Linked DNA regions of Mus musculus: all the other regions are linked to region 1. A link is a loop called in an ENCODE intact Hi-C map of the cell type or tissue named here. Cell type or tissue: heart. All regions are shown on one strand. Links, peaks and the distances in the headings refer to the core of each region. The heading gives the core; the rest is flanking DNA. Region 1 holds the start of Podxl (podocalyxin-like). Region 2 overlaps Gm31486 (a long non-coding RNA gene). Region 3 overlaps Gm31486 (a long non-coding RNA gene).

The links. Hi-C counts contacts between places; a loop is a spot of excess contacts. Peaks named below come from ENCODE experiments on the same cell type or tissue, not always from the same donor. Only the 100,000 strongest peaks of a DNase experiment are listed, where the experiment ranks them.
Region 2: it touches region 1 in a loop (3-fold over the local background); 8 of 42 quality-filtered maps call a loop at or near these places.
Region 3: it touches region 1 in a loop (2.1-fold over the local background); 4 of 42 quality-filtered maps call a loop at or near these places.

Annotation. Positions count from the first base shown.
Region 1 is chr6:31,560,298-31,570,936 of GRCm38, reverse strand. It overlaps Podxl (podocalyxin-like), which reads left to right and starts at 7,000. Exons shown (of 8, transcript NM_013723.3): 1 at 7,000-7,358. The coding sequence starts at 7,289. In heart, for the core only: a CTCF peak has its summit at 6,548; DNase peaks (open chromatin) are centred at 5,676, 6,946, 7,496 and 8,416; H3K4me3 peaks cover 3,107 bases; H3K27ac peaks cover 3,115 bases; H3K27me3 peaks cover 298 bases.
Region 2 is chr6:31,621,079-31,631,717 of GRCm38, reverse strand. It overlaps Gm31486 (a long non-coding RNA gene), which reads right to left. Exons shown (of 3, transcript XR_001785214.1): 2 at 7,137-7,301. Among named protein-coding and RNA genes, the nearest start is that of Gm31486, 21 kb to the right of the region's middle. In heart, for the core only: no CTCF peak of the experiment used is centred there; a DNase peak (open chromatin) is centred at 7,147.
Region 3 is chr6:31,609,362-31,620,000 of GRCm38, reverse strand. The region is part of intron 1 of Gm31486 (a long non-coding RNA gene); the gene reads right to left. Among named protein-coding and RNA genes, the nearest start is that of Gm31486, 9.5 kb to the right of the region's middle. In heart, for the core only: no CTCF peak of the experiment used is centred there; a DNase peak (open chromatin) is centred at 2,460; H3K4me3 peaks cover 418 bases; H3K27ac peaks cover 4,487 bases.

The sequences.
Region 1 (10,639 bases), core at 3,443-8,442:
CTGACAAGGGAATGCCAGCACCATATTCTTGGACTTCCTAGCCTCCATCCTGGGAGCTAAAACAAACAAAAGCTTATCTTCTTTATAAATTGCTCGGCCTCAGGAATTCCATTACAGTAACACAAACTGGACTAACACTAACACACACTTGCTCAACTATTGGGCACTCACAGTGTACCAGATGCTGTGCTAAATACACACCAAGTGGGCAAACAAGTGACTAAAGGGGGATTCTCGCTCTCACAGAGAGAACTGAGGTTTGTCCCCCAAAACCATCTATTCAGACAGTGAATTAGGCAAGAAGAGGAGAAAACGGTTAATTCTCATCTGAGGGGCAGAGGCCAGGTCACAACATGATGCCTAAGCCTCCAAATGTACAAACTGTGGGAGGTGAGCTAACTCTGGGGCAAGAATCATCCATCACCTGCAAAGACTTGCCAGGAACAGGGTGTGTGGAATCCAGTGTAAGAGACCTTCTCCCCAACAGTGGGAGAGAAGGAGGGAAAGTTAGTACAGACCAGAATTTAGAAGGCTCTGAAAGCCAGTTTAGTGAAATTAGGCAACTCGAAACAGAGACATTTGAACAGGAACGTGATCACATTTAATTCTGGGACCCAAGACTTTGGTGTCAGGTGGAGGAAAAGCAGAGAGAGGTGAGGGACTCATGTCAGGCCCAAGGTAAGAAAAGGAGCCAGATACAACAGCTCTGTCCTTATGGGACTCAGAGCTCACTGGAGAAATAGGACACGTGTGTCAACATCCAAGACAGAGATCACAGAACAAAGCTACAGTTACCTTCAGGGTCAGTGCTAGGGAAATGAGTTTTCATTTCCTCAACTGGAAAATGGGACAATAGCACTCCATTTACCCTTCTGGGTTTATATAAGGATGTAATCATGCCAGGACAATGAGACGTGGAAAGCCATTTGCCGCATACAAACCAAGTTCCATTCAGTATTGCCCAGGTGCAGGTTTCAGGCCTGGTCCGACTCCAGGGTGGAGGAAATTAACTGCATGCTGGTTTGACTGCACGAGGACTGGGAAGGAAGTGAGCCTGGAAAGCAGGCTGGGGACTGAGATGAAGCGACGCTTGAGTGTCTTTTCTTCCAACTCCTCTACTTCTGTCTCCGTGATATAGCTCTTCTGTTCCTGCCAGGGGACCCGAGACTTTCCAAATTGTGAGACACAGGTGTATGGATGAGAATAACATTGACAAAGGATTTGGAACAGCCTGTTAAAACAGTAGCTGGAGGGATAGGCTGTTTCTGGAACCTTCTTTACAAGCAACACGAGTGAGGATGTTGTCTGAGCTCTCTGGGCCTCAGCTTTCTTCCTGTGGGAGAAGAAAACTTCAGGTCCAGTGACCCCTAACATCGGCCGAACCTTCGGCTTTGTCCGAATGTGAGGTGTGGGAATTCTGAGACAGTGCACAGCATGGCTCTGTTTCATCTGAGAAGAGGGCAGGTACAAGCAGATTTGGTAGCCTGTAATGTTGGCTTGAGATGAGCATCACCTCTATGGAAAAGTCTCTCACCTGTCCCTCCAGGGCACAGTGTGTTAGGCTCGTATGACTCTAGACTCAGATACGTAAGAGGAAACAAATACTTCTGGAACAAAGCAGAGATTGAAGTGTCTCTTCTGTGGATGCCAAAATATCCACGAATTGAGCCCCCCAACTACCACGGGACTCTGTGGGTTGAGGTTTATTTTATAGAGGAAGAGACTGGGTTATAGAGGTTAAGAACAAGGCCAGAATCTATGGCCACCAAGTCAGAGGATAACATTCTGGGCTGACTCAACCCAAGATGTAACTCCCATCTGCCATTGATAGAAAGTGTCTCAAAACAATACTTTCTCCAAATCATTGTGGTGTGTGTTACTCTGTGCATGTCACAGAGCATATATATGGAGGCTAAAGGACAGCTTTGGATGTCAAACCTCACCTTCCACTGTGAAACAGGATTTTCATTGTTGAGTGATCCCCACAGACTCACTGATCCCCAAATTTCTGGGGATTTTCTTATCTTGGCCTCTGATCTTGATCTAGAAGCACTTTGATTATAGATTGATGCTACTACACCTAGCTTTACATGTTTTTTTGTTTGTTTGTTTGTTTTTGTTTTTTGGCTCGTGGGAAAAGGGAGGATGCAGAGATCTGAACTCAGGCCCTTTCCCACTGAGCCATCTCCCCAGCCCTCAGCTCCAGACCTTTAGCACTGGCATTCTTTGGCTTAAGATGAACCTCACTGTTTCTGCTTCTTCTAGCTTCTCCTTTGAAGCTAGCTCCTTCTACCTAACTCACAATCATAAAAGTTTCTGTCATTTTAAGATTAAACAGCTCATAAGCCTTCCCTGGGTGCTGAATTCTGCGCCCTCCTCCCACCCCGCCCCACCATCTACATTGCCCTTAGCGTCTGTCTTCTGTTCAGCACCTCCCTGACAATTCATTCTACTTAATGGAAACCACACTGGCTCTTTCATTGCCGGATTCTGTCTCAGCCCTTGCAGCAGGTGACTTGGATGACTCTCCCTCCCTCCATTTGGGGGAAGGGGACTTAGTAACTCCTCCCTTCATCTCTTTTGGCTTAGTAACTCAGCCCCTCCCACTCTGCAGTCCGGCTGTGAAAGAGGATCTTTCACAGGATCTGACTCAGTCTTTTCTTATCTCCACTGAAACTATCCCCATCAGTCCTGCCTCAAACCCTCCTGTACCCTGACCACTCTCCTGTGGCTGCTCTTGGTCCTGACCTCTGTCCGAGCTCCAGTGTCACAAATGGGACCTCCAGATATGACTCTGACTGTGTCACGGGTCTTTAGCATCAGCACATCTTGTAACTAAACTTTTCTTCTCCCAAATCTGCTTCCTTCCCCACCCTCCAGCCCCCCCCCCCCCCGTATCTCCTCTATTTCAGGAATGCCCCTACTCTCCCCGCCCCCCACAACCTTTGCGCCCAGATAGTCCACCTAATAACCAGCAGATATCTAGAACCCAGTCATGCCTTTATGCCACAGTACTCCACAGACACAGCCGCTATACCATACCCCACATCCTTATGTCCCCCAAATACATCCTATTTAGAACCTTCATCTCATTTCTGTCTCTAGTGTTTAAATTCAAGGCCTCCCTGAACCATTGAACTGGCTTCACGTTGTGCTGTGGTCTCCCTTGAGATTACATCTGTCTGCCTACCATTCTAAGTACGCTGGAGCTAGAATGATTGTTTTTACATGGAAAGTTGGTCATTGTCTTAAAGATTTTAGCTGTAGTGACCTTTCTATTGTCAGGCCCTAACACTCTACAAAATAGCTTTCTGCTTGGGGGTGGGTGGGGGTGGGGGTGGGGAATCCCTGCAGATCTCAGCTCCCAGGCTCATCTTGACCTCTCTCCTCTGACTCTGAAATGCTCCACCTTTCCTTCTTTTGAAGACCTAGCCAGAGTCGCACATCCCTCCTCCTAGAGCCTTCCCTAGCCTGAGCTGTGTGCCTTGTTCTCTGCTGCCCACACAGTTCTCGCCACCTGCTAACCGTGTTTGTGTACAGGGATTACTTCTCCCTGAAGAGAGGGGAAGCTATGCCACCCGTGTGTGGATTCTCAGCGCGGTGCATAATGTCTGGCACAGGGCCTGTTACAGTAGACACGGTTAAATAAAAACACACAGGGCATGACTTTGGAGTGAGGTGGGTAATTTAAGCCCCAGTGGAAATTCATAGAATTACAAAATTTGGCAGTCAAGAATAAAGTGCAGCTTTTATGATAAAATCCAAGCACTTCGTCATCTGTTTACCTGTGTGCATTTTCCCAGGATAAGGCACTATCTTCCAGGTCCTGGATTTCAAGACAAACGGAACACTGCTCTGACCTAGGGTTAGAAAGCCCATGTAACTTTTACGTGGTCCTTTAGACAGGCATCCCTGGTCCTGTTTGCAGGTACAACGGCACTGAAGGGGTAAGTGAGCATATTACATCTTAGTAGGAGGTGTAATGGGACAGGGTCTGTTCTACCTCAATAGACATGGCGAATAAGGATCAAAGTGCTTCAGGATGAAGATCAGGAGGACTTACCAGGTCAGCATTTAGGGATGTGGTCAGCTGCATTGTCAAGTTGCTCCTAACAGTGAGGGACTGACAGGGACAACAAGAATACAATTTTAAACCTCATGCCATAGGTCCCTGTGTTATGGTTCCAAGCTGGCATACATGTCTGCATCAGTAGATTAGCAAATATATATACATATACATATACATATACATATACATATACATATACATATACATATACATATACATACATACATACATATATATATATATATATATATATATATATATATACCTATATACATATATATATACACACACATATATATTACATATATTGTTGTGCTGTTGTGCTGTTCTGGCCTACTCTGAGGAAGTGAAAAGTAGACATGGAAGAGTGTGTAAATCTGGTCTGGAGAGATGGCTTAGCGGTTAAGAGCACTGACTGCTCTTCCAGAGGTCCTGAGTTCAATTCCCAGCAACCACATGGTGGCTCACAACCATCTGTAATGGGATCTGATGCCCTCTTCTGGTGTGTCTGAAGACAGATACAGTGTACTTAATAAATAAAATCTACTAAGGGGATGGATGGTCTGGAGTATAGTTCAATGATAGATTGCTTGCTTAGCATGCACATGGCCTTGGGTTTGGTCACACACACACACACACACACACACCACACACACACACACACACACACACACACACACAGAGAGAGAGAGAGAGAGAGAGAGAGAGAGAGAGAGAGAGAATGTGTACTGAATTCCAGAAGTATGGTGGACTAGCATCAGTAAAGGGCACTGCATTGCAGCTACAATCTTGTGTTCCAGGCCAGCAAGCTCACTGTGCAGATGAACCAGGGCTTCAGTCCAGCTGAGAAGAGCACTTTCTGTTGGCCTCATTCTGGAAGTAAATTGGGGGGTCCTGTCAGTACTGGAGATTGGGAACCACAATTCTGACTTTGCAGTTTTTACTGCAAAAAGTACCCCACTTCCTAAGTCTAGATATTTGCTGTCATTTTTAACTATGTGTGATCTAATAGTGGGGCCAATCTGAAATCATGTGAATGTAAAATGTCCCAGACTTTATCCACGAATTTAGTATTGATTGTTTTTGAGTTTGTATAGATTCGCTGAGTGAAAGGCATGATTCATCGGAGAGCATACAATTCATCGGAGAGCATACAAAACAAAAATTTCAACCTCAGTTTTGAAAAAGTGTTGCTTGGTTTGAGAAGCAAGCCTTTTGTTGGCACTACTGTCGAGGAGAACAGTGCTAAAAAAAAAAAAAAAAAAAAAAAAAAAGACCATCAGACACACATAAACACACACACCGGCGTATTCACAGGGAACACCCTCTGTCTTTCCCATACGCGGCGTGGAATACCATGCCAGAACGATCATGCAGAAACTTCCTAGTAAAGACAGCCTGGAAGCTCTTCTCAAACTTGAGGCCCGCTGCAAGGACGCCCCAACCCTACTCTTCCTAAGCGGTTTCACGATGAGCCTGCGCATAGCCCACTTGAGAGATTCATAAGGTCCACGGTCCTTGGGATCCGGGAACAATCTCTCCACTTAGGCTCATCTGACAGAAAGACTCCGGATTAGCAACCCAGGAGTCATGTGTGACAAATTTTCACCATATCCTTTCCGTGTCAGCCTCCCCTCCCCCTTCAGCTTTGTATCCCGAGATGAGAGTGCCACCTCTGCAGGGGACTCCACTGAGTCTGCAGCCCGCAAAGCCTCCCCGCCTCCCCAAACGAATAGGATGCGAGCTTCTTTGTCCTTTCACAGAGTAAACTCGGGTTTATGAGATTCTCCATTTATGAGATTCTCCAATTCCGATCTCCCACCTCAGGTCTATGGGTTTCTCACGAGCGAAAGCTGCTTCTTTCATTAAGGCTGTTCAAGGTTCTGGCCCTACGCTAAGTGCGTCTCCCAAGCAAGTGTCTCAGCAGCTGTTGGAAGTGTTGTTAGCCTTGTTCTTCGTATGTAAAGAATCAAAGCACTCAGAGTGAGTTAGCCCAACTAGGTTTTGAGCCCAGGTTGGATTTGACGCCGAGGCCCTTAAATCTCCATTGCTGCTTTTTATTCAGCAATATTATTTCTTATGGCTCAATTACAGTATTACGGGCTCTGTGCAAAGTATTTTTCCAGATTAATCTCAGAAGTAAGGCTGCTATTTACCACCTAAGGGATCTTAAACAACTTTTTAAACTATTTTTTTAACTCTATTTTTCTGTCTGCAAAACGAGGCTTAAAAATGTGACTGCCGTGAAGAGCAAGCGAATTAATACGTGCAAAGCACTTAGAACACAGACGCGCACGAATTAAGCGCTGAAATTTTTGCCTTAAAAGAGTCGCATCCATTTGTACATCGGTGGGAGAGGTTAAAAACAAAAACAAAAACAAAAACAAAAACAAAAACCCGTCCAGATGGTACGGGGCTCATCCCGGAGGACAGACTTGGGGACTGCACGAGATCCAGGCACCTGCTGGGCAGGGGACCTGCTTCCCTTGTTCTGCCGCAGGAAGGCGCTGAGGTCTGGGGGCCTGGAAGGGTCGGTTCTTATCGGAACTTCCAGACTGGGGGGGCCTGTGCCTGCGTTGTAAGGGCGGTAGCATTATGGAGGATCCGGGCTGATCCCCTGCAAAAGCAATGTGTAGGACATCCGCGGCATGGATTGATTGTCTGACAGGGTCCCTGGCGCGCGCGCAGGCAAGTATACACAGCGTGAGCACAGATTCACAGGCACACACACACACACACACACACACACACACACACACACACACACACACTCACTCACACACGCACTGCCCGGGACCGCCAGCCCCTGCTCCCCCGCCCGCCGCGCTCCAGGGCGGAGTTTCCTCCTCTGCTTATTGTTCGCAGCCCAGCGCCCGCCCAGCCGCCGCCCCGCCCGACCCCGCCGCCGCTGTGGGCGAGCTCCTGGGGGAGGGGGCGGAGGCCAGCGCGGACGGGACGGGGCGGGAGTCTTCGCAGCAACGTGCGCGGGGCCGCAGCGGCGCAGACACCGCCCGGGCCGCAGACACCTTCGCTCGTCGCTGCTGGCTCCGTGTCCCAGCCCAGCTCTGCGGTAGGCAGGAGGAGCGGCCGGATCGCGACTCCGGAGTTCGCGGCCGTCGCCAGGCCTCCCGGAGCGGCGCCGACGCTCCCGCTGTCCGGACGCGCGACCCTGCGCCAGCGCCGCAGCCACCTGCTCGGAGTCCCCGGGCGAGCACAACCATGCCTCCCACTACGGCGCTCTCCGCGCTGCTGCTGCTGCTACTGTCGCCTGCATCTCACTCCCATAATGGTGAGTGGACAGCCGCGGCTCTGCCGGGACCCCTGGTCATTCCCCTCCGCCCCAAGCCTGGTGGGGCTCCTGGGAAGCCGGCTGCACCGCGTGGTCGGACCGCTTGCAGCCTCTCCCGCGTGGCCGCACGCAGAGTCCTGACCTTGGCACCATCCACGCCCCCTCCAAATTGGAGAACCCCGCAGGTGCGGGGCCAGATCGTGGATTTATTCCTAGTCTTCACTGGTGTAGAGTGAGCCGGAGGTTGTGAGATTGTAAAGGGGGCACTTGGTGGGTTCGCTGGAGATGGGGGGGAAACTTTGGGTTGTGGGGAGGTCCCAGATTCCCGCATGACCACCAGAATGCGATTTCTCTTTCTCGTGTTTGGGGCTACTAGGGGACCGTATTGGGAGGTCGTTGAAACTAAGCAAAGCCGCGGGCAGGGACCACAAGAAGGAGCCCCTGAAACTGACCTCAAATCCCTAAATGCCCACGCGTGTAGCGTACTTCTTGTGCAAGCGCTTTTTCTTAAGCTTGTCCCGGGACGGGTGGAATAAGCGCTCCTTCCAGGGTCCCAGAGCCTGGTTCAGTGGGGTCCTTGCCTTCATGTTGCCAAAGGACCGGATTCTTTCTCAGAGCATGGCCAGGATGGTGGGCCCCTCCCACCCCTTTGTGTAAACAAGAAATTTCTTTCACAAATGAGGTTTGAGTTGTGTCTTAGTAATACCTCGGGCACCCATCTCCCATCAGACCCAGCTTGGAGACGATCCCACTACCTTCTTTCTGAAGGTGGAATGTTACTTTCTGTTTGAGAGGTCAGGCAGTGTCTGCAAACATAACCAGAGCAGGTGTCCCAAAGTCCCTGCCAAACAGCTGAGAGACTCAGCCCAGGAGAGAGAGGCAGGTTTCATAAACGGAGTAGCCTATCTTGAGCAGGTAGCTGCAGGGAGAAAGTAGCGAAGGGAGGCTTTCCAGAGTCGGAAGTACAGTGGTGACCGCCCAAGCGGGGAAGGGACTCTGCTGCTGTGGGAGTTAGTGTTGGGGGAACAGGATTCTGCAGAACAATGAGAGATGAGATGGTAGGGTGGCGAGGGCTGGTCCTCAGGGAATGGAGGTTTAAACCTCCGGAGGGTGGCCTGGGACTCCAACGGGACCTGGAAGGGAAGAGTACTCCCATTGGGGGAAGGGCCTGTGCTCCTTGAGGAGGGGTGCAGTTCGAGGAAGATGGGAAGAGCTTGGAGGGCCACAGTCTAACAAGGACCGACAAGTCTGTAGAGTGCCCTGGCAACTTCATGGTCTTCACATGCAGTCTTTTGGAGGGGGAGCCCCTAGTACCATTCAAAAGCCAGATGAGCTAGTTAGTCCACAGTGATTCCAATCTTATAGAAGCCAAGCTTGGAGAAGATACAGGCTAAAGGGAGATCCCTGGAAGCCATCAGTGAACTGCTCCCAACCGGGTCCCTGGACATCAAGGTTGGGCTTCTTCTTCTTCTTCTTCTTCTTTTTTTTTTTTTTTTTTTTTTTTTTTTTTGGCCTTTTTGAGATAGGGTTTCTCTGTATAGTCTTGGCTGTCCTGGAACTCACTTTGTAGACCAGGGTGGCCTCAAACTCAGAAATCCGCCTGCCTCTGCCTCCTGAGTGCTGGGATTAAAGGCGTGCACCACCACGCCCCGGCAAGGTTGGGTTTCTTGTCTGGCACCTGACAACTGCCTAGGAATGATGCCTGCTGAGGGGCCCTGTCCAGACTCTACCACAGGGACAGCTCATAGTCAGAGATCAATATGCTCGAACAAATGTGTCCAGAAACCTGGCCTTGTTCCAAACAGCAAGTCTCTTAGCACCACTGAGCCCTGGATACCGAAATCCTGAAATGTCATTTTCACAGTATGTGGCAATATAGAGACGTTCTTTGACAGTGTTTGGTGGCGAGGAGGAATGGTTACACTGATGACGAGGACAGCAAATTGATTATGATGACGATGATGATGGTGAATTGTATCCAGGTCAAAAAAGGCTTAGGGGGCAAACCTGGGTTTGGGTTGTGGTGGTTTTACACCCTCCTCTAGGCCTGTCATCAGCCATATCTCCCCACCCCCACCCCCACCCCCACCCCCCAGCACCACCTCAACTGGTGGAATTCTATGATGAGATGCAAAACTGTAGGCTTCCAGTGCAAGTCTCTGTAACAAAGGGATTATCCCAACAGGTCTCCTGCTTTCCTCCTAAGCTGGTGGTTTGAGCTCACCCTGGAGGTAAACAGCCTTTATATCCTGGGGTCCTTCCTGGGCTTTTCCTTTGCCACAGGGCAAGTCAGACCTTTGCTCTCCACTTTCCTTTCTGTAAAGTAGGGTGGAGGAACAGAGGGACCTCTGTTTTCACTGTTGTGGATGTCTTGACTTCCATGTTCCTTGGCTGTTGAAAAGAGAGACTGATTTAGGCCTCTCTGGATGATAGCCTTTTGAGGGATGAAACCTGGGCAGGAGACAGGTGGGTTGGCATGGTGGAAACTCTCTGACTGGGCCCCACACTTGCATGTCTGTGGACTTTTCAAGCCTAGGCTTCCTACTGAAGTGATCACAAACCTGCTTCATAGGTTGTCTTTCATCTGATGAACAATGGTAAGGGTAACAGATTTAACATTGTAGCCAAAGCACGGATGTCAGCAGCTGCGTGGTACTGCCGTGAATTGAATGGGTGTATTGGGCACTTGATAGGCTTGAGACATCCTGAACATCGGGATTCTGCTGCTGTTGGTGGTCGTGGACGAGTGACTTGCTTCCCAGAGGCTGGGGGCGGCTGTCTTAATGAGCCCAGTGAAGAGCTTCCAGGAGTGTTTTCGTATGGAGATTTTAAAATAAAAGAGGATCTGCAGGGGGTGGGAGAGCTGTTCCTAGGGTCACTAAGCTCAGATGAATTGTAAGGTGTAGGGGAAAAGCAGGCTTGGGGATGGGAGTCACTCTAGGGGGGTTGTGGTGGGCTCTGTGAGGAATTCTATAGGGGAGGGAGCCAGCCACTTGCCTGAAGGGAAGGTTCCACAAGTAGGGAGGGGGCAGGGGTTTTCTGACAGGATTCACTCTGAGGTATGCATCAACAGAGGTAGCCTGACTGCAAAAGGCACAGAGGTTTCAGGTAGGGTGTGGCCTCCCAGGGAGGGGCCGGGACCAGCAGTTTAAAGTCCTCAGGAGATTACGCTGAGAAGTGTGGAATGTTAGACTCAGGTGAAGAGAGCCTGCCAGTCAGCCTCTTCCTGGGGCCTCTCCATCCTCACAGAGGAGACCTACCTTTGGAAGCTGAGGGGGAGG
Region 2 (10,639 bases), core at 5,102-10,101, 59 kb before region 1:
TGTTCCTTGAATTCACAGAGAATTCACCTGCCTCTGACTCCCAAGTGGTGGTATTAAAGCCATCTGCCACCATGTCTAGCAAGCCCCCTGAGCTTAATCTACTTCCCACTGTCCATGTTGAATACGTTCGCTGCTATAGGACCCCTCTCAGTTAATGTGGTCCTCAGACCACAGCTTGACTGGACCATAGTAATGTTTTCTTACCCAAACAGATCTCCCTTCTAGGGTCATCATCGGTGGAGAACGTTTAGCTGGTCGAAGGCTTGGCTGGCATGTATGGAGCCCTAGGCTCTATTCCTAGCACCGCGTGAACCAGGTGTAAGGGTGTATAATCCCAGCACTCAGGAGATGAGGCAGCAGAGTCGGTTCAACGTCACCCTCCGCTATGTAGCCATACGAGACCCTGTCTCAAAAATCAGTTATTTACTAGCCCAGTGCTGCCTCTCACTGCTGCCTCCCCATAGCTGTAATCCTAGGCCAAGTCATACAATACTGACAGTCCCAATGTCAATATACACACTTGCCGACTCGCCCTCTTTCCGCTAGGGCCCTTGCTCGGGCTTGTGCTATCTGCCGCTGGGTTTGCTATCATCTCAAACGATCCCTAAACTTGTGAGTCCGTCCCGCTGCTCCTCCAGAAGCACCTTTCTGAGCCCAACATCTGATCACGTTACCGACTTCCATCCAAACCCTTCCTAGCTCCCCAGAGCCTGCAAGCCTCTTTCCTAACACTGTGGAGGCCACCTCTTTTTTTTTTTTTTTTATCTTTTTTTTAAATACATATTTGTTTTATTTATTTATTATATGTAAGTACACTGTAGCTGTCTTCAGACACTCCAGAAGAGGGCATCAGATCTCGTTACGGATGGTTGTGAGCCACCATGTGGTTGCTGGGATTTGAACTTCAGACCTTTGGAAGAGCAGTCGGGTGCTCTTACCCACTGAGCCATCTCACCAGCCCATGGAGGCCACCTCTTAAAGGCTGCGTGCCCTACTTTCTTCTGCCAGCTCGAGATGACTTCCCAGAACCATGTTATACATTGCAAGGACATATTCCCCTGCCCCATCTACAAATTCCAGTGTGGGCCCTGATGCTAAGGTTGATAAGAGAGTTATTCACCTGTGCCAAGATCCAGTGACAGCCATCACATTTGAGTTCACAGACCTTGTCCCCTATGTGCCTACATGCCTGGGTTTCCCCTCAAGACTGCCCACCATTGGCAGTAAAAGCCTGAGTCACCTACCTGGCTCCTTTCTAGCAACATAAATGGCTCTCTTCTCAAGATAGAGCCCATGACCTCATCTGCAGCTAGAGGGGGGTGTCTGGGGTTGGGGGACCCAGCACTGGAATTCCAAGGCTCTTACCAGCTCAATTTGACATCATCCCCTAGTTGTACCAGGAGCAGGAGACCTAAGCATGCCTGAGGTTTGTCTAAACAGCAGGGCCCTGGGTACGAGGAGGCCCCAGCCGCAGCCCCCAGCCAGGAGCTCAAGAGTTCGTGTTTGGCCTTTATCTCCTGTCAGCCCTGCTAGAAACAGGGACTCCTCCATGGGGCCAGAGCAGGTGGGATGAGGAGGAGGGATGATGGAGCACTTTCCCTGCAGCTGTCAATTAAGGAGGAGTTTAAAAGGCATTGTGTTATTCCACTTATGAGAGGAATGTTGCCAGGAGCCTTGATTGCTTACCGGCTCTCAGCTCTGATGTTGCTGAAGCCAGGACCACATCGGGAAAACCAGCCAGTTCTGGCCTTCCTCCCCACACCTGGGCTGCTCCAGGCAGCCCATCCACCAGGCCCCTCCTCATGCCCTTTATCTTCTTCACCTCTTAGGATGTGCCTAAAGCCACCCGACCCCTGACAGGCCACAGGCAGGCCATGTGAGCCATGAGGTTTGAATGGACAGGCACCCAAGTCCACTCAGCTTTGCCTGGGATTCTAGGATTGAGCAGATGGATAAAACACCTAAAACTGGACCTTTCTTTCCTTCACTTTTTTTTTAAACTTTTTGAAAATCTGTGTGTATATGTAAATGGGAGGGGGGGCTACAAACACAGATGTACACGCAGAAGCCGGAGAAAGGCTGCAGGCATTGGTCCTAGCCTTCCAGTCTGTTCGAGACAGTGTCTCCTGTTCACTATTCTGAATACCAGGCTAGCTGACCCCGGATTTCTTTCTGTTTCTTAGGGGGTTCATGACATGGCATCACTACACAGAGCAGTCTCACACTTGTGGATATGTTTCTCCTCTCCCTTCAAAACGCCAGGGTTACAAATGTACTTTTCAACTTGAAACCTGTGTCTTCAGAGTCCTCATCTACCTTTCACCCATCTGCCCCCCAAGATCACCACAGGTTTGCTCCAGTGGCAGCTTCCTACCCTGCAAGGTATGACCCTTGCCACAGAGAAGCCCGTGAGAGATGGGATCGCTGTCAGTTTTGTACACGGCTCAGGAGTTGATGGGTCCTAAGCTGTGTGTACCTGACAGTAGTACTTACCCTCTCTGGGCCTATTGGACTGCTTCTAAAAGGAGAAGATAAGATCACATGGTTCCCAGCTCTGACATGCTGGGCTCTGATTCACCGACCCTCCTAGGCAATGGCAAGGTCTGGCTCAGGCCCATCCTGTGCTAGCTCCAGTCAGCTCCTCTGTACATACCAAGGTCAAAGCCTTCAACCATCAGTTCTAAATTGCTCCCCAATTCTTCTCTCCACTCAGTCCCGCAGGCCTAAGCCCTGCGCATCAATATTCCTGGTCCATTTTGATTTTGCCCTCATCCAACACTACACAGCTCTTGTAGCCTTTCCCTCCCCTTCTTTCTCCCCAGAGGACTGGACAGGACACCTCACACATTCTAGGCAAGTGCTCGACCACGGAGCGACATCTCCCTAGACCTCTTTGTTCTCAGTCAGTTGCTCACACTGTCCTTGAACTCACCCTGTAATCCAGACTGGCTTTGAACTTGAGACCCTCCTGCTTCAACCTTGGAAGTAGGTGGGATTACAGGCCTGTGCTACCAGACCTAGCCAGCTCTCTCGTGCCATTTGGCCGCTCCCTGGGTCATACACTCCCAAGTCTCTAGGTGGATACAGAAGTAAGGTTGTATCTAGCCAGAGTCTGTTTGCTGGCCTAAGGCTCACATGGATTACCCAGAATCTCCCTCTGATACCAGCACCGCAAGACCGCAGAGCATCTGGCACCCTGAAGTTGAGCTTCCGCCCCTCTCAGCTGCTTCTTATCCCACGCTCCTGCCACTGCCCAACATCTAGACCTGAGCCTGCACCTAGGGCCTTTCCAGTGGGATAGTTTCTACATCCTCACGGACATTCAGAGGCCCTAGTGCCCAGGGATGACACAAATTCCTTCTTGCAAACAACCTTGACCATCAGCCAAATGCTTTCTAGGTCTGGTGGGCAAAGTGTGGAGGGAGGTGTCTTTTAATTTAGCTGCTTTTCTGTTTCTTTATTCTCCCTTGTGATTCATTTATCTTGAGAAGTCTTTAATAACTGAACAGGCCTGGAACATTCCTTCTCTGTTGCTCCCACATGGGTTTCTGCTGCCCCCACACCACGGAGGAGGGCATCTAGAGCCCCAAGCTGGCGCTGGTCTGGGTGTCTCCCACTGTAGCCGCTGGCTCACAGCCCAGGGCAGGAACTGGAAGAGAGGGTCCTGGAGCCTCTGGGAAATGAGATTTAAATCAGAAAAGGTCTGCCTGCCAGCACTTCCACCCCACCCTACACACTTGTGCACAAATGCACACACACATGTACATACACACTTCTACACCCTCAGATTCTCAGCTAGCAATGCCTACGTCACCATTGGGGGTCAGGTTCCTGAAGTCTCAGAGGACAAGGAATGCCAATGTCTACAACGTACAAAACCAGGCATCTTCCCATAAATCATCATGATATGAAGAGCGCACCCCCCCAGACAGGATATCACTTACACAGTTTGAAGAAGTAGACCCATGCACCCCAATGGCTGCTGTGGGGTATCTGGGATCTCTAGGCCACTTCTTGAACCATCTGGCTAATTTCATGACACCCCAGGGACAGGAGATGGAAAATGTAGTTAGGACCACAGAAGCCTGCATGGGGACAGAGGTACCCACGTGGAAGTTAGTCCTCCACTGAGGGGCCCAGGCCAGGCACGATGCTGATTGGGTTCTGCTATGACATGAAAATGAGCTGCCCGTGTCTTACCAGACATGGCATTGGGCCAGACATGAGACTCTGAGGTGTGGCTGAGTTGTCCTCTACAGAAGGGTCCAGGAGTATGAGCCTAGGAGGACAGGACTGTGCCCAGTATAACTAGAACCAGGCCAGAGAAGCTAGTGGGTGACTTCAGCAAGTGTGGGAGGCTCTGAGAACAGAGCCCTGGAACGAGAGCTTGACCGGCCTCAGCTTTGAGAAATGGACTTCTAGCAAGGTCTTGGAGCACAGCAGTATGTTAGAGTCCAAAGCTACTAATGGCAGCCCTAGTTGAGGCTAAGGTAGGAAGTTAGTGAGCCAACCTGGTCTACACAGTGAGACTGTGTCTCAGAGAAAGAAAGGAGAGGAAAGGAGAGAAGAGGAGGGGAGAGGAGGGGAGGGGAGGGGAGGGGAGGGAAGGGGAGGGGAGGGGAGGGGAGGGGAGGGGAGGAGAGGAGAGGAGAGGAGAGGAGAGGAGAGGAGAGGAGAGGAGAGGAGAGGAGAGGAGAGGAGAGGAGAGGAGAGGAGAGGAGAGGAGAGGAGAGGAGAGGAGAGGAAGGAAGTAGAGAGAGAGAGAGGAAGGAAAGGAAGGGAGACAGACAGACAGAGATAAAGACAGAGCACATATATACAAGCCCATACTCAGAGTCAAGACTGGTCTGGGCTCAAAAGTCACTAATTAGCCATCTGACCATGAAAGATATCTATTCTCCCCACAACTTAGTTCTGTCATCTGTGATATAACAACTGATTTATTTATTTTTATTTTGAGACAGGGTCTTATGTGCCCCAAGCTGGCCTAGAATTTGCCACATAGTAGAGACTAACCTTGAATTTCTGATTCGCCTGTCTCCATCATTTATGTGCTAGGATTACAAGCATGTGCCACCATGCCCCATCTATGTGCGGCTGGTAATCAAATATTGGGCCCCACACATGCTAAGCAAGCACTCTAACAAATTGAGCCACATCTCCAGCTCTGGTTTTAATTAATTATGAGATACTTGGTGTTGCTAGCTTTGTTTTTCAGCATTTTAATACATCTAGCATCATCGTAGAGTCATTAGTTGAAAAGTAATAATGACAGAGTTGTCAGTACTTACTATTATTGTCAAAACTTACAGAATTGGGTCTGGTAAGATGACTCAGAGATTAAAAGCACCAGCTGTTTCTCCAGAGGATTCAAATTTAATTCCCATCACCTACTTGGCAGCTCATAACTGTCTATGACTTCAATTCCAGGGGAACTGAAGCCCTCTTCTGGCCTCTGCAGCATCAGACATGCATGTGGTGCATGTACACACATGCAGCCCAAGCACTGATACACACAAGACAAAAATAAATCTTTAAAGTTATAGACTCAATTTTAGGTATTTGCAAGAAAACCCACACTTTTAGAAAACACTGAGCTGCTCATAAGGACATGAAGAATACTACATTAAAAGTGTGACATAAGTCTATGTGATGCGGTGGTACACACCTGTTAACGCAACACTTGAAAAAAGGAGACAAGGGGACCAGGGGTCCAAGGTTACCCTCAGCTACTTAGAAAACTCTGAGATACATGAGACTCCGTCTTGAGAGAAAAAGAATAGCATAACTGAGCTTTAAACCACTGAGAAGATTGGGGAGACAAAGATGGGGAACCCTAAGAGAACAGAGACAAGGGTGGGTGCGGCTCAGGGGCAGAGTATATGCTCAACAGGGGGAAGCCCTGGCTCCATCTCAGGCACTGACCCCCAGAAGGTACCTTTAGTTCATGTACAAACTGCATATAAATATACTGGCCAGGTGAGGGTGATGCATACCTTTAATCCCAGCACTCAGGAGGCAGAGGGAGGTGGATCTCTATGAGTTCAAGGCCAGTTTGGTCTACATAGGGAGTTCCAGGGCAGCCAAGGCTCTATACAAAGAAATCCTGTCATAAAAAACAGATAGATAGATAGATAGATAGATAGATAGATAGATAGATAGATAGATAGATAAGATAGACAGACAGACAGACAGACAGACAGATATTTATTTAAAGTAGATAGATAAGATAGATATGGGATTCCAATATCCATGACTAAGTATAAAATGTTTCTTCACATACAAAGTAAACTGATAATTGGAGTTGCTAACAAATACAGAAACACTTTGAATATTAAAGAGAATGGGTGAACACCCCAAGAGTGACTCAGCAATGCTTAATCTTTTCTTTCTCATAATTTTTTATTTTAGCTTTTTAAAGACAGCATCTGTATTGGCCTGATTGTATTAGCCTGACTGTATTGGCCTGACTGATCAAGAACTATCTATGTAGACAAGGCTAACCTTGAACTTATTATGGGATTCCTCTTTTCTCTGTCTCCCAACTGCTGGTATTAAAGGCATGTGCCACCACATGTAGTTAAAAAAAAGTTAGTATTATGTGTGTGCACATGAAGTGTGAGGGAGAGACGTGATACCAAGGCACTCGTGTGAAGAACAGAAGATAACTTTGTAAAGTCAGTTCTCTTCTACCTTTCTGTGAGCTCCAGAGGTCAATCTGAGCTCATTAGGCTTGTGTGTAAACTACCTTTTTCCTGCCGAGCCATCTCAGCAGCCCGTTGCTCTCTCTCAAGGTTATAAATAAGCTGCATCTTACAGTCAGTGACATCCCAGAAGCAATGTGATGTAATTAGGACTGTATGTGCCTCATAAGCTTCTAGGGAAAGGTAGCATGTTCAAGAGCCCTGGGTTAGCTCCCACCATGGGATTCCTGGTGGGGCATATTGAATGGGATGTTCATGAGACAACCAGGAATTTTCTGATGAGAGGGTAGAAATGAGCTGAAAGCATCCAGGAGTCAGGGAAATGAAGGAAGGGCAGGAAGGAGGCCAGGAGCCAGGCGAGTTCCTGCCAATGAGCCACTGCCTGTGTCACCCCTATTTAGTATCTGAGGTCATTCTGCACTTGTTACTCACACCACTGAGCTGCAAGGCAGGGCCACTCCGTTCGTCCTCACCGTTCCATATTGGTTGCATGACGTGCTTCCACTTGGGTACCACCCTCTTCATAGAAGCCACATCTGCGGACTCATTTGCTCTTCACAGTGGCCGACACTCTGCCGTGGTGATGACGGAACAAAACTGAATAGAAAACCAAATGAATCACAAGGAAAGAAACCGGCTCCATGCAGGCACCAGATGAGGAAGATAGAGAAACAAAGGGGAGATCAGACAGGGCGGTGAGCAGGCCGAGGGCAGGGAAAAGGAAGAAGTTCGAGTATGGCTGTGAAACCAGATGGGTCATCTCTCCTTTCATTTGTGTTCCCATCCACGAATCCTTCCCCAGGAAACCCAGCCTACTCAGCTTTCCAAGTTCCAGTTTTCATACCCGAGACAATGTCTGAAGGTTTGGAGAGAGTCCTGAACTCCACTCAGCCTCTGGCTGAACGATCCGGAGCCATACCCTTCACCTTATTGCCGTGGCTTGTTTTCTTTCATCTCTTTCATAACTGGAAACTTCTAAATCTGTTTCCTTAGGGTGAGGGGGCTCCTCAGCCGTTCAGGAGAACTGACTATGTGACCCAAACCCACATCATCGATGTTTTGTGAGCACTCTCTTTTTCCCATCCTCCTTTTATTTCTGGATCTTTCTCTTGCTCCATCTCTAAATCCCTTGTACCTCTGCCTTTGCCCTTGCTCTAAGTCCAAGGAGCCAGTTCTCTGATCTGCATCACACAGTGGGTCTCAACTGATTGAATTGACTTTGCTAGTCACCCGAGTCAGCTGCAAGGTTGCTTGGTACTTGGTCCAGAACCCCGCATCTCCTAGATGTTTCAGATTTGTTGTGTAACTTGTTCCTGCTTGAGTACCACCTTCTCATCCCCTGACTCATTTGCTTTTCATGGTGGCCATTCACTCTGTGCACACTGAAAACAGAGCAAACAGTCCTGTAACCTTTTGTCCCTTACCCCATGACCCACAGACCTGGCTGTCACTCCCAGGCATAGGGCCTGAGAAGCATGGAACTATGCCGGGAAATGGTGTCTGTTAGCTACTGTGAGAGTCCCCAGACATTGAAGAGACCATGTGGCAGGCAGGATTAGTGCTGGGATAGACAGCAATGTCAAGAAGTCCACAGAGAGACGTTTTCCAGGAAGGGAATATAGGAATGAAGCTCCAGCCAAGGCCCTCAGTGCATGCCAGAGGGAGTCCTTGAAGGGAATGGTGGGCATCTAGCACTTAGGGACTCCCAGTCTATGCTGCTGGATAAATAACTATGCCATGGCTCAGTAGTTAAGAGCACCAGCTATTCTTCCGGAGCACCCAGATTTGATTCCCAGCACCCACATGGCAGCTCACAACCGTCTGTAACTCTAGTTCTGATGCCGTCATCTGACCTCCTCAGGTGCCAGGCACACACACAAGGTGCACATACATGCATGCAGACAAAGTTAAAAATAAATAAGTACTAAGCAAGTATATGCTCTCTGATTTACCCGTGATTCAGTTCTTCAGAAGGGAAAGCCCTGAGGAAGACCCAGGAAAGAAAAAGGAAAGCAGCACAGGCCTTAGAGATGTGTGCATCTGTTACTTTTCTCATTGCTGTGGATAAATGCCTAGGAGGTGGGGGAACAAATTCATGAAGGGAGAGTTTATTTTGGCTCACAGTTCAGAGGAACGCAGTTGGTCATGGTGGGGAAGCGCATCAGCAGCTTGGATCCTGACTCTAACCAGGAATCAGAGAAAGGGGAATGTCAGTGTTGGGCTGGCCCAGGAGAATCAAGACTGTCCACTATAAGGTTGGGTCTTCCATCCTCAGGTAAACTACGGGTAACTTCACGGATACACTCAAAGCAATGTTTTTCTGTGCCCTGACGTTTCTTCATCCATGTGAGTTGACAATTCAAACCAACCTCTGCCATAGCACACCTGGATGAGTGGAGGACAAAGGAGGGCAATGTACAGCTGGGCTCAGGGAGCTAAACCCCGGAAAAGTTGGTTGTCGTTGTTGGTTTGGTTTGGTTTGGTTTTCATTTTTTTCTTTTAGTTTAAAATTATTTTTTAATACACATAAAAATAGGCTGGGTGTGGTGGCACATGCCTTTGATCCCAGCACTCGGGAGGCAGAAGCAGGCAGATTTCTGAGTTCAAGGCCAGCCTGGTCTACAAAGTGAGTTCCAGGACAGCCAGGGCTACACAGAGAAACCCTGTCTCAAAACAAACAAACAAAACACATAAAAATAATCCATACACGGGATATTTTGCCTATAATGTATGTCTGTATTCTTCATGTGAGCCTGGCCCACAGAGGCCAGAAGAGAGTTTTGGATGCCCTAGAACATACATACAGATGGTTGTGAGCTGCCATGTAGGTGCTAGAAATTTAACCTGGTCTTCTGGAAGAACAGCCAGTGCTCCTAACCACTAAACCATTTCTCCAACCTCAAAGTTGATTTGTTATGGTCTTTGGTATGTGTCTTGACCAATGGTTTATCCAGTTTTGTCTTTTGTTTTATGGGGGCTCATTCTCTCCCTCTCCCCTCCCCTTATGTGAGTGTACATGTGTACAGTTGCACATGTGTAAGCAAATGCATGTATGTGCTCACGTTTGTTCCAGTTCACATGTGTGCATGTGTGTGTAGACAACCCTTATGTGCCATTCCTCAAAAGCCATTCCCCTTGCCTTTTGAGCTAGAGTCTTTCGTTGGCCTGAAGCTCACCAAGTAGGCTAGTGTAGCTGACCAGTGATTCCCCCAGGGATCTGCCTGTCTCTGCCTCCTCAGTACCAGGATTGCAAATGCACACCACTGAGGCTGCGCTTTCTTCTTACATGGGTTCTGGGGAACTGAACTCAGGTCTTCATGCTAGCATGGCAAGGACTTCAGTGGCTGGCTTGTATCTGGTTTATCTAACTCTGAATTCTCAACCTTGTCCAACCTGTCTGAGTTTCTCGGGTCAGAGATGTGCCTGCTCCTGGGGGGGGGGTGTCATCCTTCTATTCATCTCCTTTCTGTCTGCATGATCCATGGAACTGAAGCATGGGACTGACCCATCAGAACACCTGTCACCTGTCACCTGTCACACAAACCCTAACCATTATCTGGGTTTGCTTCATAACTAATTTGCCCCCAAGAAATACTATTACACTGAAAGGCTTGAGTGAGCAACAGTTCTCTGAAGGGAAATATCAGTCCGTTTTTTGGACAACTGGATTTACTTGGAGACACAGATGGCTTTCTTCTCTTTGAACAGTGGTCCTAATGAGGGCTCTGAACTGGCACCCAGAGTCAGGAGCACCATCAAGTGGAACCGCCGGCCCCGGATGCCACTGATCCTGCTGGCAAGCTTGTGAGCAAGCTGGCTCCAAGGTCAGCAGCTGGACCCCGCTGTGTTTTCAGAACACAAGTTGACCCCTGGCATCAGCAAATAGCACCCGAGTTTTAATCAGAAAGCAGGGACTAAATAAATAAATAAGAAAG
Region 3 (10,639 bases), core at 47-5,046, 52 kb before region 1:
CTGCTTGAACAATGTCTGGCACACAGCAAGTGTTCAGTCAATATTTACCGAATTAACCAAGTGTTATTTCTTCCGTGCCGAGAGGACCCATCCACCTTACAGTTAGAACTTCGTGAGCTCTTTCCAGTAAAGGGTGGGGTATAGGGTGTTCCTGGTCATTCTTGTCACAAAGTCCCCAACAGGCCAGCATCTTTAAGCCAGGCCCTCTGTGAAGGTTTCTGAGAACTAGAGCCTTTATCTTCAAAGTAACTATAAATAGTATTTTTATCCCCTCTTAGATGAGAAAAACAAAACAACAAAACCAGGGCTACCAGAAGGAACTTGAACTAATCCTAATACCTAGGAAGTGGAGGCATAAGGATCAGGAGTTCAAGGCCAACCTCCTTGGCTTTGTCACAAGCTTGGGCTACATAAGACTCTGCTTTCAAAAATACAAACAATAGCACAGCAGCCCCACACTTACAAGCTCGTCCGTCCGTGATGCGTCTGACTTTAAAGCTTTCCTGTGACTAAGAACCTTTTTTCCTGGGATAAAACTCAAGCAATAGAATCAGCCCTACTTAAAAGTGTCCCAACCCCTAAAGACCCTGTGCTCTTTCCCTTCCTCGGAGCTCAGGCAACCCAAGGAAATCACCTTTGCCACCAGTTTTCCCTCCCAGCAGTGACAGTCATTCCCAACCCCAAGTTTCTTAAGCCTGGGAGATGGGAAGAGAGAGCCGACTCCAATACTCAGCAATAACCTATCTAAGCAGTGTTTGCACATACCACTGCTCAGCCAAGGGGCTGAGTGAGCCCTTTCCCCTGACCTGGACTGTGATAGTCATAGCCTGAATCATCACAGTTACCTAAGGAAACACCAGCCCAGCACAGCTGGACTCCTGAAGCCCAGGCAGCAAGCCTCTGGGCAATGGGGCAGGGCTTCCGGTAAAGAAGAGCAATGGGAGAGGGGGAGGCAGGGTGTGTGCTGACCATAGAAAGCAGGAACTCTGTGACAGGGGCAGAGAGGGAGCCCCAGGGGTCTAGGAGGCAAGACCTAAGACCCTAGAGCTGAGGGATGATTCATTGTGTGTCTCAAGACAAGTTCCTTATTCTTCTGGGATAGCTTTGTCTCTTCCTCAAAGGTTCGGGCCCATCCTACACCCAATCCCCTAGGGCCTAGAGGAGATGGGCAAGGGAAAGGAAGACAGAAGCAGTTTGAAATGGAAAGCCCTAATAAAGGTGTGTTTCCCAGCCTATGAAGCACTCTGTATACCATACTCAGAAATAATGTCTCATCTTAACCTGGACAACATCCATGGAGGGTATGTGTGTTGTTCTTCACCAAGAAGGACACAGAAGCTACATACAGATAAATGTCTTATTCCAGGCATCTCTGCCTTGCCAGTCTCTGTCCAGATGCCCTACATTCATTCATCTCACTGACAGAGGCCAAAACCCTACAAAAACCGCAGAGGAGTAGGTCACCTCCACCTTTCTGTAGGGTATGGCAATGGTGCTGCTTACAAGAGCCTCCTTAGTCCCATCTAGACCTCATCCAATATGGGCATACTGGTGAATGTGAGGGATGGGGGCTTGCGTGGTTCTTCCTACCCCTGCTTTATGTAATCTCTAGTTTCCGGAGACAGTTTGATGAGCTAGCTCTCTGAGTGGGGGAGAACAGGCAATTGAGAGATGTGCGTTTCAGTCTTAGTGCTGCCATTCACTGGCAAAAGCAACCATCACTTGTCATATGATGACCAACCCGGCAGTCTTTTTTAGAAAGTCCCAGAAGAATATGAACAAAGGTATCTGTGTTAGCAGCACCTCAAGTCCTGATGGAGATGCTGAGGCAGAGCAACTTTCCACAGGAGACATTCTCCACCTGACTCCATCTGCCTCCATCCGGCTCCATCCGGCTCCATCCAGCTCCATCCAGCTCCATCCAGCTCCATCCAGTTCCATCCAGCACCAGGACTTTACCCAGGGTGCGTACACTTGAGAGGGAACACCAAGATGCTAGGTTCCCTTCTATCCAAACATGAGTTACCATCCCATACCTGTCCCTCTCTTTATACTATCTATTTAACCACACAGTTTATCTTAGAACATTCTTCTAAGCCCCTCAGCCCAAGAGGCCCCAAAAGCCCATTGAAAGACTGTCAACCGCAGAAGAGTAGGTCACCTCCACCTTGTCGAACCTTGTCCCCAAAGAACCTCCACAAGAACCACTTCCAGAGAAGTTTTTCATTTGAACAGGACTCCTAACAGCATCCAGTCACAAAGCCCAGCTGACTTTTGTAGATGTCACACTGGAACCCCAGCAGACCCTATGAGGTTCCTGTCAACACTATTTTTGTCAACGTGTCTGGGAAAACTGACTGAATTTCCTTTTATCTGGAAGCGAGCCCAACTCTGAAGTCGGGTGGATGCAGCCCCGCTTCCGCACCCAAGTTTCCGCAGGTTTGAAAACAAGGCTTGGGTGTTGCAAAGAACAGCTGTGCTAACAAGCACAGCTCTTATCAGTCCATGCCTAGTCCTGCCGGGGTGTCCTGGAGAGCCAGGGCAGTGACTAAAGAGTGGACAGCCACACCCAACAACAGAGCCCGGGGGTGACAATGAGATCAGCCAGAGCAGGAGGGGGATGGCTTCAGAAGAGGAGCCCCTGAGGAGACCTTAGAAATGACAAGGAGAGTCAGTTCCGCAGTGGGACATCACCCCCAAACCTGCCTCCAAGACCTTTAGAAAACCTGTCCTGATTGCCTTTCCTCTCCCTCAGTATTTCTGTGTCTATGCTGTCGTGTTGGTTGGACGGCACACTGGGTGCTCCCATCTTGGATGTCACACTGGGTGCTCCCATCTCTATGTACTGGTTCTAATATGCTTCTTTTCATTTCTTTCCCTCTTAAAAAAACTTTCTAAATTTTATAACAGTTTTAAGAATTGGACCCAGAGCCTTACGCATGCTAAACACTGAGCTTGTACAATCTTTTTTGTATTTTTTAATCTTGAGACAGATTCTTCTTAAGTTGCCCAGGAAGGCCTTGAACTTCCTATCACCCTGCCTCAGCCTCCAGAGTAGCTGGGATAACAGGCCCGTGCCAGTAGACCAGGTTGGCTCTCAAACTTCCAAATCAGTTTAGAGTCCTTGGAGAAGTCAGCCAATGCCTGGTAGAGTGCAGTCTTTTGTCAACACAAGTCTTGTATCTCTGTCTCCCCCGTTGCCTTGATGGAACCATCAAGGATATGAAGGCATTAATGTTGTCCCAAGTTCAACCCCCAGAAATTTTGGTTTGGCTGGTAGAGCATTCAACCCAGGCCTTGGTGTTTCTTCAGACGTGCACCACATGCTGAGGACTTCTGCTAAGGACTGTAGATGCCCATCAATAGTGAGCAACTTCCAGCTCCAGGTGGAAGTGGGCAACTGAGGAGAGGGGTGGCATCACTCACCGTTAGAGAGACCAACATGGCGGGCACCTCGCCACATCAAGCTATGGCTCTGGAAAGGGAAGTGGCCAGAGCTGAGACCATGATTTCCAAGGTTCTCATTTACCATTCTGCCATATGCCGGCCAGAGCAGCTCTCTGGTCAGCAGGACAGACAACTAGCCAGCTGCACTGGGAGAAATGCTGAAGACCAAAGAGCTCGGGAGTTTCTGTGGTTGCCCTTGAAAACATGGTACAACAGTCCCCTCTCCACACATAAACAACTAACATTTTGCAAAGATCTATCTACTCTTTTTAAGAGTGCAAAAGGGGGTTCGAGGCCAGCCTAGTCTACAGAGCAGTCCCAGGATAGCCAGGGCTACAGAGAAAAGCCCTGGCTGGAAAAACTAAAAAGCAAACATCAAATGAACAAACAAACAAAACCAAAAAAGGGGTACAAAAGAGGGATGACAGGATAGCTCAGTCATGAGTCAGCAGATAAAGGCACTAGCCACCAAAGTCTAATCATGGTGGAAGGAGAGAACCCACTTCCACAAGTTGTCCTCTGACCTCCACTCTGTAAGAGTGCTGTGGCATGAACAAGCCTCACTTCCCCCATGAATACACAAAAGAACATATAACAGTGTTATTTAAAAATTTTAAAGAGTATAAATGGAATTGTTTATGGTAGAAAATCCAGAAAAGTGTCAAAAGAGACCCAGGTTACCCACAATGCACCACTCAACCAGGCTACCCACAGTCCATCACTCAGAGGTTACTAGGGTATCACACAGGATAAAGTGGCTTCCTCAGTCCTTCCGGGAGGCCCAAGCATGTCTCTCCTGGCTGGCCTAATCTCTCCCCATATCTTTCTGTTGCCCTTTGTCCCTAAGAGAGTAGGAAGGAGAAGAACTTTAACCCTGTTTGACAAAGGACTTCACAATGGCAGATCATCTGCAAACATTCCTGGGGCTTAAGGAGTCCTTGAGGAAGAGATCCCTGACCCTGAAGGCGCCGCTGTGTAGGTGAATAGTTAGGCAGACCTCTCCCCAGCTGCAGAGAACACAGGAGTTAATAGCTAAACTGTGCTTAGACAGCTGGGGATGTCTCAACTGAGAGTGCTTACCTAGCACACCCAAAGCCCCAGGACCACACGAATGAGCAGAGTAGCATGTGCCTATGATGTCAACACTCTAGCGTTGGAAGCAAAAGGATCTTCCTTAGCTATATAGCCAGTTCAAGGCCAGCCTGGATACAAAAGACCCTGTCTCAGGTAGATAGGATGTAGGTAGTAGATAGATAGATAGATAGATAGATAGATAGATAGATAGATAGATAGAGATAGGTAGGTAGGTAGGTAGGTAGGTAGGTAGGTAGGTAGGTAGGTAGGTAGATAATAAAATGAGCTTAGAATCAATCTGGGTGGGGGAGGATTGTGGGAGGGAGTGACAGGAAAGGGGGCAGTGAGTAGGATGTAAAGTGAATAAATAAAATAAAATAAAAGAGTCATATTCAGAAAAATAGCAATCACCAGTAAGTACTTGCTTATAACATTATTTTTATTACCAAGACATTGGTATGTATATGTATGTGTCAACAGACTGATAACAATCAAGAGAGTCTTTGTTTTGAGGGAGAAAAAATGTTGAGGCTTGGATGGTAGAGGATGGTTTCTAGATTTCAAAAATGGTCTAAGACCTTGGCCCTGTGCTTGAGAAATGACCAACAACCAAGCTCAGAGTACACGGGGCTCGGGCAGGTCATTGACTGGCCCCGCACACCCTACAGTAAACCGCTGTGGCCCCAGTGGAGCATAGGGACCTGGGTAAGTCTAAGGGACACAGGCAGTCTCAGATCAGCCACCTCAAGCTCCTTTGACTAAGTTTGGCTGGGGTTCCCTCACTGAGAGTCACATGTACAAGCCAAAGGGACTTCCCAAGGAGACTGGTAGAAAGGATCTGGGAAAGGCCCCTCCACCAGGGAGAAAAGAGGGTTCCCAAAGTCTGATTGGGATAGAGGCAGGGACTAGAGGTCTCCTAGGTTGAGTCTAAGGTGATGAGCTGCCGAGTGATTGATGTGTGGCCTGACCGGCAGTCCCACACCTCCAGGAATATCTAAACGTGTCCCAGGGCTCTGGGGTCAATCTGTTTTTAGAGGTTGTATCCAGAGACCCCTAAGCAGGGCAGCGGCAGGCACAGACAGTCCCCACTAGGTGCAGGTCATGCCCAGATCGGAGGAAGCTGACACTGCCCTTCAGTTCAGGCCAACCCGGGCTTGTCAGGAGAAAGCAACAGAGGAGTCAAAATAGGAGGAAAATTCCTGGAAGATCTGACAAGATAGGAGGACAGAGGGACACTGGGTGTGCTAGCTGGCTTCCGGTGAGAGGGGTGTTCGAGAAGCTTGAAAAGAGCAAACCAAGCACCCTCCTTATGCATAAATATCTGTCTTGCCACTGCTGCCTCTGGGTCTTAGAGCCTGGATTCCGGGTGTATACGGGGTGAGCTCACAGCAGCTTCCTCTGATCTCTCTCCTTATCTACCCTGAAGGAGTGTGAGGCCCAGGACTCCCAGCTCAGCCCCTTCCCCAGCTGGGCCAAATCCATAAATTATACAGTCTGCCCTCCCACTTCAGAAGGACTTCGGTGGTAGAAACACAGTCCTAACCTGTACCAGCCTCTGCCTCCCCCAGGCCCTGGGGATTAGGCTGTAAGGGGCTCCTGCGTTTCTTTGGACCACCTTCCCTCTTGGACCCTGCCTGTAGCTTCTCCAGCTACTATGGTCCAGGGCCAGGGCTTGCCAAGTCCCCCAGGGAAGGCAGTGCAGCTGAAGCCAGAGAAATGAGGAAGTGAAATGTTTCTCTCCAGGAACCACAGGCTTTCCTCTCAGACAAGCCCTTTCCCATGGCGTCCACCTCACACTACCTCTGAGTCAACCCCAGAGCCCGGAGCCAGGAAAAGTCGTCCTCGGGGGCGCAGCGGTTTGCACCCGCAGCTCCAAGATGGAAGGAGCCAACCAACAATGGCTCAAGATCTCTTTCACCCACGGCTCTGTCCCCGATTTCAAAACAGAAGGGTTCATGTCCCAGGTGAAAGCTGGGCTGGCCTTTTTATCCTTAGGGTCTGTACTTGGCATAACCTTTGTCAAGAAATGCCTTCAGAAAAAGGACTGTTCTAGAAGACTCCTCTCTCCACAAGATGAGTGTCTTTTCTTCTCATTTGTCAAAAACAGTCCTTATCCTAGGACCAGAGCTGAGCCAAGAATTGGTTCCCCGAGTCTGACCTGTTCCGCTCTCTGCATCAGTAGCCACATGGGTTCACCTGCAAGTATGGTACCCTCAGCTCGGTAGGGAGGGAAGGTAGACTGAGCTCCTGCCAGGCGAGGCACACTGCCCACTTGCCAAAGGCCCCTTTCCTCCGGGATCTCAGATAACTTGCAAAGACACTGGCCAGCTCTGCCATCAAGGAGCTGTCCCTCTTGAAAGGCTTCCAGCAAATGTTTCCTTCATGAAGGAGATAAGCAACCGTCCCTGATAAGGAGGGGCCGGCAGCCTCGGTTCCAGGCAACCCGCAGCACCGGGGGAAGAATTCTCTGAATTCAGTGCCACTTTATCGATGGCACAGACTCTTACCTTGACTTTGAGGTGGGTTCGATTCCTAGAAACAGTCCCCCACAAGTAATTAAAATAGAAAAATAAGCAAGGGCCAGAGAGACAGCTCAGTGGTAAAAGCTGTAACTGCTTTTTGCAGAGGACCCTGCTTGGGTTCCCAGAATTCACATCTCAGCTCACAACTGTCTAACTCCAGTTCTCAGCGAGCTGATGCTTCCTGCCGTCACTGATCCGCATGGTACACATACACATGTACAGGCAGACATCCATTCGCGTACAATTCTAAAAATTCTTTTCAAGTTCTAATCAAGTATTTTCATATATAATGGGTTCGTTGTTATTCTTTTACATGGAAAATGAAATTTTTTAATTTTAATTTTTGTTCTCATGCTCTCTGCTCTCTGCTACGCATGGTGATAGCACTGAAGTCATGAGCATGAGTTCTGAGTGTACTTAACCACTGAGCTACCTCTCCAGCTCCCACTAAACAACCCTGAGTGTATTTTACTAAATATAACATATTTAAGAAGTAAATAACAGCCGGGCATCGTGGCGCACGCCTTTGATCCCAGCACTCGGGAGGCAGAGGCAGGCGGATTTCTGAGTTCGAGGCCAGCCTGGTCTACAAAGTGAGTTCCAGGACAGCCAGGGCTATACAGAGAAACCCTGTCTCAAACAATAAAAAAAAAAAAATTAAAAAAGAAGTAAATAACATATTTTATTAAATACAGTTATGTTCCAAAACAAAACACAACTTTGAAAAGAGTGATATTTTTTGCCCACCTGCAAGGCTGTCCTAGTTAACAGAGGCCTCCTGTCTTCCATGTGTGCCTCTTTATTCAGCCTCTTTTGACTCACGTTTTATTTGAAGAATACAGGGGAACCAGGTGTGGTGATTCGTGACCTGTAATCCCAACACTTGAGAGGCTGAGACAGGAGGATTGTCACAAATTCAAGGCCAGCCTGGGTTATCTAGCAAGTTCTAGGCCAGCCAGAACTACATGACAAGACTTGTCTGAAAGAATACAAATCCCTCACTTTGCAAACTTACACCTGAAAAGAAATGTTTGAGAACAAATTCAGGTAATTCTAGGTACCTTTCTCTGATACCACATCAAAATTCAACAAGAGTCCACGTCTTATGTGTAGGAAGGGTGGAGGGTATGGTCCTGGAGACTTTATGCTCTTGTGTGACACTATTCCTGTGGAGACACAAACATTCATCTCAGATAGGGAACAAATAGCAGGCCCAAGTCAGAATGCCCCCAAGGTCCAACTTGGTGAACCGGTGAATTGCACTGAAGTACGTGGGCAAGAGGTTACTTACAGGGAGAAAAGGCTCAAAGACAGCCGCAGCACCAAAACCCCACTCCAGCATAGGTGATCGATTACATAGACAAGCTGGAAACCGGTGCGCAGCCTGCAGGCAGCTCAACAGGTTGGAGAGTCTCTTCCAGGCAGCTCTCCCAGCTGATATCTGCCTCTACCAGGTAGCATGACTAATCCAGGTTGGTGTCTATTTCACACACACACACTTATTACTATTATTTAAGTCTCTCTCTGTCTCTCTCTCCCTTTCTCTCTCTCTCTCTCTCTCTCTCTCTCTCTCTCTCTCTCTCTCTCTCTCTCTGTGTGTGTGTGTGTGTGTGTGTGTGTGTGTGTGTGAGAGAGAGAGAGAGAGAGAGAGAGATAGCATATCTAGCTATCTCTCGATCCACCCATCTGTCCTCTTTTTGCGTGCGTATTCGGCACATCTGCAATAGCGGAGAAAGGGGACTGTCTAAGGAAAGAGTGTGCAAACAACAAGGTGTGGACCACTTATAAAGCTGGTGGCTGCACATGAGAAGAAGGACCACTAGCCAGGGGGAAGGCTGGCTGGGGAGGCAGGGTAACAGCCTGAACCATGGAGATGGGAAGCTGACAGAAAGTCACGGTGTATGCAGGGAAACAATAGTGTATGAAAAAGGTTACAGCGTGAAATAAAGGCACTATTCACAACAGGTGGACAGGGTTAAGGGAACTCGAAAGACAAGTCACAAAACAGCACAGCCACAGTCACAGCTAGGAGCCATCAGTCTGCCTCAGCCTGAGCGGGGAGGAGAAACTGGAGATGAAAATCTCTTAAGAAGCAACCTGCTGGACCATAGGTGGCCAGGGAGGAGAGCCACTGGGCTATATGCTCTAATCTCACCCTTCTCTTGGTTCTTATATCCCATTAACAGAGTCCAGCAAGAAGACAGAAGGAGACTTCCTTCCATAGCTCATCAAAGAAAGAGTTTTTTATGAGAAGTCGATACTAGAAAGTCAGAATGCTCTCTGGGATGGGTACCCAAGATTAATCAAGGCTGGGGGTGGGGAGTGTCTCTCAGAGACTGAACCACCAATCAAAGAGCATGTGTGGGCTAGACCTAGGCCCCCTGCACATATGTAGCAGATATGCAGCTAGGTTTTCATGTGGGTCCCCCAACAACTGAAGCATGGGCTGTCCATTCCCTAATTGGGATGCCTTGTCTGCCTCAGTGTGAGAAGATGCTCTTAGTACTGCAGAGACTTCATGTGCCAAGGTGGGGAACAGCGATTGAAATGTAAAATAAATAAATAAATAAATAAATAAAATAAATGGAAAAATGAACCAAGGCAGTGGTGTCTTGCTACGCGGGAGCTGTCAGTGTATCCTTTAGGCATTCACGAAGGAAGTATTTTCTCTTGAATTTTTTTTGTTTTCTTTTAATTTTGAAATTAGAATTACATCACTTTCCTGAGATTCCCTTTCCTTCCACCAACCCCTCCCATATACCTCTCCCTGCTCTCTCTCAAATTCAATATAATCATGTATCGCAGCTGGCCTCTAGTTCTCTATAACGCCAATAACAACCTTGACTTTTTTAGTTCTCCTGCCTCCATCTCTCAGGTCCCAGGCTTACAGGCATGGACCACTGAGTGTGGTTTTATAGAATTCTTGAGAGTAACCTCAAAGCTTTATGCTAGGAAAACACTTGACTAAGCAAGGTCTCTTACTACCACCTCATCCTTCTTTGAGACAGTCTCAAGTTGTTCGATAAATTGTGATTCTCCTGCCTCAGGCTCCTTCGTGCTGGGATTATAGACTTGCATCCTCACACCAGGCAATGATGCTTTTGATGAGGCAATAAAAATTATTCATTGTATTAAGCCTTCTCCATGGCTCTTTTTCTTTCTTTTCTATTTTCGTGGCAGTGTTTCTCTGTAGCCCTGGCTGTCGGCAACTCAGTCTGCAGTCTGTAGACCAGGCTGGCCTTGAACTCATAGATAACCCTCTGTCTCTGCATCTCGAGTGCTGGGATTAAAGGTTTGCACTACCACTGCTCAGCTTGCTCTTTCTATTTTTACGTGCTGAAACAAGAACTGTGCGTGTATTTCTGGTACATGCTAATGTGTGGTTGCTGTCTTAACTCTAAACACTAGTTTTTTGTTTTTTGTTTTTTTTTTTTTAAGATATTTTCTTTATTTACATTTCTTTTTTTTTTCTTTTCCATTTTTTATTAGGTATTTAGCTCATTTACATTTCCAATGCTATACCAAAAGTCCCCCATACCCACCCACCCCCACTCCCCTACCCGCCCACTCCCCCTTTTTGGCCCTGGCGTTCCCCT